Linked DNA regions of Homo sapiens: region 2 is linked to region 1. The links are chromatin loops, found by intact Hi-C in ENCODE. Cell type or tissue: psoas muscle. All regions are shown on one strand. Links, peaks and the distances in the headings refer to the core of each region. The heading gives the core; the rest is flanking DNA.

Region 1 (4,274 bases), core at 785-3,284:
GCCCCTCCTGTAGGCAGCGACCTTGGCCAGAGGCTCCCCAGGGCCCAGCTCCCTTCAGGAGAGGCCGAGACGCAGGGAAACGGTACTCAGGCCAGAGGCAGGCCCGCAGCTCCCTGCCCCGCCTCTGTGCCTCCGCCAACCCGACAACGCTTGCTCCCACCCCGATCCCCGCACCCGCGCGAAGTGGGCCCTCCGGTCGTCGGCGTACCCTGGTTAGCGTGGAGAGAGGCAGGCGCTGAGATCGAAGGGGCCTAGGGAGCCCTGGACCTTCTTTTCTTGTCTTTAAAGCAACCGCGGCTCTTCTACCCACCCGGTGGAGCCCCTCGAGACCCACCTCTCCCGGCTTGCCTGTGGCAGAGAAGGGGGAGCGCGTTAAATGCTTGGCTCGCTGCGTTGTGGTTGAAAACGTGAAAAAGATTTGGCTCGCCCGGGAGAGAAAGGGGGAGAACTGGGTAGCAGTTATACCAGAGCTATTTCTCCGTCCTTGGCGGGCAGTAAACCCTCCAAGAACGTTTGCCCTGCTCTCCTCAGTCTCGCTCAGTCCACCCAGTGTCTCTCCTCTGCGATCTTAAATCATACTTTAGGGTAATTATTTGTAGTAAGTAAATAAATGGCCGGGTTAGTATCTCTAGGAGAAAGTGTGGCTAAATATGGAAAAGTGGCTCCTGATGGATGAGAGGCCCGAACTCAGCTCGCTCCTGAAACACCCTAGGCCAAGAGCCCGTTCGTTTCAGAATTACAGAAAACCGAGGGAAACTGCTGTCTAGGACAGGGGCACGTTGGCGCTGATGTTCTACAAATGTTTACCGAGCTCCAACTAATGGACAAGCACTGAAGGGTGGTCTTTGCATACAGCTTCCCAAAGAGAAAAGTCCTCTCCACCCACCCACTCCCGCTGCCATTGCGTTCAGATGAGTTCTTAACCCCGGCACCGAGATTCTTGAAAGTAGGTCCACAGCCTCCCCAGCACACTGTGGCTTTATAGTCCTCTAACCTCTGGGCACTTTTGCGGCAACTCTGGAGGGAGATCCCCTCTTGATAAATAAATGTCCTGGGCCCGAGGCTAGGCTGGAGATGCTGCTGCACAGCCAGAGGCTGTCAGGTCGGAAAAACACGCCTGAAGCCTAGCACACAGTAGGCGCCTAACAGCTAGTGTAACGTAGTCTCATCTGAGCCCTGCTCACTCGACGGCCGCCGCTTCTTACAGCCTTCCTTCTCTTCTGTTTTGCAGATAACGGGGAATGGAGACCAACTGCCGCAAACTGGTGTCGGCGTGTGTGCAATTAGGTAAGAACCCCCTTCTCCTGCCCGGGTCATCGGACGGGAGGCCGCGCCACGTGAGGGCGGCAAGAGGGCACTGGCCCTGCGGCGAGGCCCCAGCGAGGGGCGCTTCCCCGAGGGGCCAGCCTGGGCAGGAAGGAAATCAGAACCAAATCGCCAGTGGCCTCTCCCTGTGGCGGGGCGGTGGACTAGGAAGCAGCGGCGCGCTGTGTACCGAAGCCCCCCAGCCTACTCCTCCCGGCTGGAACCGCCGGCAACCGGGGAGGCGCAGAAAGAGTACGCCATCCTGCCCCGGGTTGCCAGAGGGTCCGGGGGACGGGGATGCCGTCAGCTCTTTCCTCTAACTGGGTCTTTGCTCTTTGTCCCTCTTTCTCCTCCGGCCTGCCTCGCCCCTCCCCCTCCTCCCGTCCCCGGCTCCTTTCGGCCGCGGTCCGGGACGCCTCTCTCCGCACGTGGGGCGGGCGCGCGCGTGGCCCAGGCGTGCAGCCGGCGGCCGTTGAATGTCTCTTCTCCAAAGACTCCGAAATCAAAAAGGTCGAGTTCACGGACTCTCCTGAGAGCCGAAAAGAGGCAGCCAGCAGCAAGTTCTTCCCGCGGCAGCATCCTGGCGCCAATGGTAAGGCCGGGAGGGAAGCGCAGGCCGCGCGCTGGGCACCCGCCTCCGGGACTCTGGGCCTCGGGCGAAGCGCAAGAAGGCGAGGCCGCCAGACCTGACGCGCCTGCTGCTTGAACTTAGACACTCCGCCTCTGGGTGGGACGGGAAGCAGCCGTCCCAGGGACGTTAATTCCTTTCCCCAAATTATACTGCACTCCTGAGACCCAACACCTCTCTCTCCCTCTCGCTCGCTCCCTGTGGTCTGATCCCCTGCGCACGCTCCAGCAAACCTCGGCGTCTAGGCTGGCGTGGAAAAGTGGTCCAACAGCGACCTCTGTCGCTCGTTATATCCCGCTGCGCGCAGCACCACCAGGGCCCACTCAGTCACTCAGGCTCTCAGCCACGCCCCACCCAGACTTGTGGGTGCGCGGTTCATCGCGGGAGGCAAGCAAGGGAAACTTGAGTTGGCGAAGGTTTGCTTTGGCTGGTTGGGGGAGGGGCGGGGGGCCGACAACATCCCTGAAGAGCTGGAGGGCAGCCACTGTGCTTAGCAGCCCAGGGTAGAATGGAGGTTTGCCCCTGTCGACGCGAACCTGCCTGAAGTACTGGTTGCCAGGCCTTGGGTTTTGGCGATGTCGTTGCTTGATTGGCTGGTTTCACTCTGGAGGAATCGAGGGACATTGCCAGAGGAGGTCTACAGGCTTATGTAAAAAGTTAAAAAGTCTCCAACCTACGCCACAGGCCTTTCCTGAATTGAAACTTGTTCTATGGGGCGGAGGGGGGGGTGTAAGGGATGGAGGAGGGAAGATGCCTTTCTTTTCAAATACATGGAAAAAAACCCCTCAAATTTACTGTTCCTCTATTTTCCTGGCTCCGTAGTAAATAAGTGCCTAGCCTTAGGAGGCTATTGACCTTTGATAATGTGAGCAGATAAAGCCCCCCCCCCCCCACAGCCCTCGGCCCCTAACCCCCTCTTTCCGGATTAAAGTGTAAGAATACAAATGTAATATGGGATGGAGGGGGGCGATTTGGGACCCCGGTCAAAAAAACAAACCGTATTACTAAGAAGAAAACAAAGGTCTTGCATTGGAGTTTCCCCGTGAATCTGAGAGAAAATGATCATTTGTTGAAATGAAGCGTCTAAAGCGATCCAGTGCTTCACGCCCGGACACTGCACTACACCGCCAGTCGCCCTGCTGGGCCAGTTAAACGCTCACTTGTCCGGGATTAACCCCATGGGGTTAAATGGGGGCAATGCAGAGATAACGTCGCGTGATTTCTGTCATTTAGATTGTGTTAAATTCTTCTTCTGTTTGATAATCGGTAGTAAAAATAAATTATTAGACCGTAGTATGTTTGGGATATGGTTAAAAATCAAGAGCAGCGATGACTTCTGGGGAGAATGCTTTGCGCGGGCTCAGCCCTGGCTCCGGCCAGACTAGAGGAGCTCCCCAATCTCGCTTCGCGCGGGGCGGGCTCGCAGTCGCCAAGCCGAGGCTGACATTTCTTATTGTGCTGGGAGCCAGAGAGACGCAAAATGTCTCCTTCCCCCAGTCCCTACCCCAGGTTTCCTAGACATGGGGAATGCATTCTGAGGACAGGTGGAGAAGCCTACGGTAGGATGGGGTCCTCGTAGGTGAGCAGGAAACGGCTAAGAGCAGAGGAGTTCTGCTTGCGCCAGTCACAAGCCGCGCAGGCGCCCCTGGTCGTTCGCTTTTGATAACTAGCACATAAAGAACTAGAAATAATGAATGATTGCTTTCTTAACCATTACTTTCAGGCCCGCATTGTTTTAGTGCACGTGAAAGGCTCTTCCCCTACACTCAATATGTCTTTTTCTACTTTTTGACCGAAAAGAAAAATTGCTGCCTAAACACGTTTAATGCCATTAATTAAGAAAAGGCATGTAATGGGAAGAAATGCTGAAAATCTTGATTTAATTGGCTTTTAAGGAACTAGTAGACGACAAAAAAAAATCACACGAGTGGGCAAAGCTATAGCACTGCTGAAGGATAGAGCACCTATCCTTCCCTGATTTTAAGTTAACTTATGGAATATCCAAAGTCCTGGCCACAGCCTGCTTGTAAAACAAAAGGATTTATTTCTTGTGTTTTTTTAAAGTTTTTCTTTGCTTTTAAAGAGAAAAAAAGTTCACAATGACATATGACTTCTTCAAAAGGCCGTGATAGTCTATTACGCTACCCTCTCCGCCTCTGCCCCCAACGCCGCCCAAAAATACCATGTCCTCGTTAAAGACTAAACGTTCTGTATAGGCAGAGTCCACCTCTAAGCAGTCCAGGCTCTGCCTTCCTTCCCTAGTGAGTCCCATTCTCCTTGGTATCCATTGGGCGGATGCCCAGCCTGGATAGAACCCCGAAACGGGGGTAGCACGAGAGCG
Region 2 (4,274 bases), core at 1,182-3,681, 650 kb before region 1:
CATTCATTGAATCTATTCTCCACTTATTTGTAATATCACCTCTGCCATGTATCATGTTCACATATGCACATGAGTTAGTTTCAAGGCTCTGTTTTACTAAGTTTTTGTCTATGCCTATGCCAATATCATATTACCTTAATTACTATTGTTTTATAGTAGATTGATAAAGATATTGCCTATAGTTTGTGCCCAAAGTTTTAAAGTTATTCTTTTGATAGTTAAATCATTCATCTTCCTGGAATTGAACATTGAGTTTTGTTTATAGAATAAGAAGACTTTTTTAATATCTTAAAACAAAGTTTCATAATTTTTGTAATATATATTTACAGACACATATATATGTATATGTATATGTATGTATGTACATACGAATATAAGACTTGTTCCTAAGGTTTTTCTGCTCATAAATAAATACACAGGGAAAAGGGAAAGCTCTTTCCAATAAGAGAATGATATTATCATTCTATGAAGCTGTATCAGCTTTTTGTCAGTTAAAATTTGCTTATTGTATTTTTTCTTCTTATCATCATCAGCACTTTATATTACATAACTGGATGAGACTTTTTCCCTTCCACCTGACATTCACTTTTTAAAATAAAATATCCATTATGTTCACAATTATGATTATTGATAAATTTGGAAAAAATCCCACCATGTGATTTTATGCTTTCTAATTAATAAGCTTTTTTATTAATGCACAAATCTTTTTTAATCTTCTACTCCATCACGACTTTCCATTTAATTAATAAAGTATTCTTACATCCTTTTACTCTACTTGTATTTTTAATTTTTAGACATTTCCCTATATTTTTAACATGCACACTTGACTCAACGAAGCAAAGGTTTGAGCAATGCTATTTCTCTTCTCCTGAATAACACAAAGGCCCTAAGTGCCCTATTCACAATAAACCACCCATTTTACACTTTAATATTTTATAGTATTGGTTGTTATTGCTTTAGATAATCAATATCTATTTATATAAATCTCAAGTTTCATCAGTTTTATTACTCACGAAGGCTTTTCATATCCTGCTCCTTCTTTCTAGGAGTTTTCTCCCTCCTGAGGTATACCTTTTAGTTTTACTTCTAATAAATGTTGGAGAGTAGTATGTTCTCTTTTTCCCAGATTCAAAATAATTTTATTTTGCTCTTACTCTTGAATAATAGTTCAGATTGGCTGAGTATGCTAAGAGTTGTTTCCCTTTTTAGCACTTGGAAAATCCGATTATTATTAAAATTTTTCAGTGTTGTTTTGCTGCTGAGAATTCTGCTGCTATTCTAATTGTCATCCCTTTGTAGTTTATCTCTCTTTCTTCTGTTCCCTTTAAAAACCTATTTGTTTTTAATGTTCTGCAAACATGTATGTCACAGATGGGGATTTACTTATATCTATCCAATACTAGTCTTATTGTCCTTTTTGAATCGATGACTGATGAATCCAATGTCTTTAGTAAATTTTGGAAAGTTAACAGTCATTTTCAAATATTGTCTCTTCCCTTTTATTGCTGTTTTTTCTGTTCTCTGATACTAGCAGTATTACGTGTACTATCTTTTTTGTACCACTAGTATCAGTATTATTTTATCCCCCTTTTCTTCTATACTCCCTTTTAAACTTTCCCTTTATCTCTCTTTGCTACAATGTCAGTTGCCTTCTCAAATCACTCATTCGTTTTCCTAATTCATTCTTCAGATGGTTCTGATCCCTTGTTAAGCATTTTCATTAGTATTTCTATGTCACTGAGTAACATGTTTTATTTCTAGAAGTTCTGTTTCCTCTCTCCACCCAAATCTTTTTCATAATGTCTCCATTTTTTTAAGGAAATCTTTTATATCTATCCTAAATTATGTAAGACATTTCCAGAACAATTTTACTTTGCTTCTGCCGGGCATCACTATCCAGAGACCATTTCTTGAGTATTTTTGTACATGTTTTAATTTGGAACCATGTGGTAGTGTAAAATCAAAGAATGTGGGGGTATAAATTCTCATTGGAGAACTTTTTCCGTCACCATAATCTGTTATAATTTTCCTTTTTAGTACACTGGCCATATATTTTCTAGCCCTCCTTTTCAGTGTCTTTGCAGCCGCTTGATGCTCTGAATTTTATGCAGTTTTCAGTTACATTTTCTTATGCCGCGGCAACTCCTTGGCTGAGTATGAAAATCCAAGGCTCTTTCTCATTGAAAACGCTGCATATCCCTACCCCACCACCAGGCGGCAGCATTAACATCAGCTCAAGTGCTTGTATTTGGATTGCAGTTTCTTCAAAATTTGGAATGAGGATATTTTGCTTTCCATAGCTCAGGTATATGATTAAAATAAATCAAATATATATTTCATTCACTTTACATATTTAAATTGAGATAAATATATCTTATGTAAGCCTGCTGTTTTTGTTTTTTATTGCTTGTTTTGTATTAGTTTTTCCCAGGGATTTTCCCTATTTAGGTGTTGTGCTCATGGGTGCTACACACATATGCACATCCAGCTCACTAGAAATTCATTTCGGATGAATACATGTGTCAGAAATTGACCTCAGAAAGGGGACACACACCTCCTGTTCCAGAGAGGCAGAAAGAGGCTTTTTACCTTCAACAATTGGCATGAATAACAAGGGTGTATTATGGTTACCTTCAGAACAGAGAATCAGTCAATCAGCCCACACATTTATTGAGTGTTCAACTTCAAATAAATCCCAACTTTAGAAACAGTGTTCATGAATTCCTAATACATCACTCTTCTTGTAATTTGTATATAAATTTATAGGCTAAAAGATTTTTTACAAATGATATTTTCTCATGAATATGGTCATTGTTTTTCCCTTAATGTGTCTGAACTTATATGGTGTTTATCAAAGAGATCACATTCACAGTAATATGTTTTTGATTTTTAAACTCTTATTTGTAAATGGAAAATCAGAAAATATTTAGCCTAAAGCACAGTCTTTTGGTGGTAAGTTGTATTATTTTATCTTAATCCAGAAAAATATAAAGCCCAGTATGCAGCATAGGTTATACTGAAAATATAAATAGCTTTTAGAATAACTGCTAACAAGCAAATTAGCTACAGAATGGAATGGCAGCAGATCAATAATGACAGTAAAACTACAGAGTTCTTGCTGATCTCATATTTTCTGTGAATGCAAACTGTAAAAGAGGTCCCCAAAGGCCTCCAACAATAACCTACAAAGAATGAGACACAAAGGGTATTGAGCATAAAGATAGTTCAATTTCCCAAGACGGCCAGCTCTTGTCACATCAAACCACCTATTAGTCACAAACTCATACAACTAAGAATTCTCTGGCCTCCTGAGATTGCCTGTCATCTTGAAGGAGATAATACCAATGAAAGGCACCAGCTTCTTCTGTAACATGTTTAGTTTAGTGTTTTCAATACATCAAGCTATTTATGATGTTGCTATCACATATAAATAAGGCTCTATATTTTTAGATTGGAAAATGACACTAAGGTACTGGTAAATGGAAAAGAAAAGGTAAACAAAATAAATGTGAAAATAATGTAACATGCCAAAGCCAAAAAGCATCCTTATATTATTTCATATATCTTTATATTATTTAGAATTACCTCCAAAAGGTATTAATCAAAAAATAAGATAAAATCTGTCAGAAATTTAAAAGTTTAGAATGTATAAAGTAACTAAAAAGTAGTCTAATCCTCTTGTTTAACAGCATAATACATGAGGTTCCTGTAGTCCCAGCTACTTGGGAGGCTGAGGCAGGAGAATCGCTTGAACTCAGGAGGCGGAGGTTGTGGTGAGCCAAGATCACGCCACTGCACTCCAGCCTGGGCGACAGAGCGAGACTCCATCTCAAAAAAAAAAAAAAAAAAAAGAGGCTCAATGAATTTCGGTAAGATAGATATGGATACATAGCAGGTTAATAGTAATAGAGGGATAGAACTCTCAAGTCAATGTTTGAATACCTTTTAGAACTATTTAATGTATACATAATACTAAAACATTTATAATAAATATTTCTGATAAATCATTACACATGTACAGGCGATATGATGCAATAGGTAAAGCAACAAACTTGTTTGTGAATCATCATCTTTCCAGAGAGTATTGAGTAGCTATGACGTGCCAGGTTGTGAACTAATGCTGGAGTTCTAAACATGATACCTTTCCTCAAGAATTACCTTAATGGGAGAATGCAAATAGGTGTTTCACCTTGGAAAATAATTGCTGAGTTTGGTAACGGCAGAATGAACAAGGTACTACGAGAGTGCAGAGGAGGGACGTGTAAATTGCACAT

The links. Peaks named below come from ENCODE experiments on the same cell type or tissue, not always from the same donor. Only the 100,000 strongest peaks of a DNase experiment are listed, where the experiment ranks them.
Region 2: it touches region 1 in a loop (7-fold over the local background); 51 of 110 quality-filtered maps call a loop at or near these places.

What each region holds. Positions count from the first base shown.
Region 1 is chr4:110,629,966-110,634,239 of GRCh38, reverse strand. It overlaps a transcript of PITX2 not described here. Among named protein-coding and RNA genes, the nearest start is that of PITX2, 9.0 kb to the right of the region's middle. RefSeq lists an enhancer at 1,411-1,923. In psoas muscle, for the core only: a CTCF peak has its summit at 2,217; a DNase peak (open chromatin) is centred at 2,199; H3K4me3 peaks cover 1,839 bases; H3K27ac peaks cover 1,264 bases; H3K27me3 peaks cover 1,426 bases.
Region 2 is chr4:111,281,188-111,285,461 of GRCh38, reverse strand. No RefSeq gene overlaps it. Among named protein-coding and RNA genes, the nearest start is that of MIR297, 420 kb to the right of the region's middle. In psoas muscle, for the core only: a CTCF peak has its summit at 2,216 (motif pointing right); a DNase peak (open chromatin) is centred at 2,211.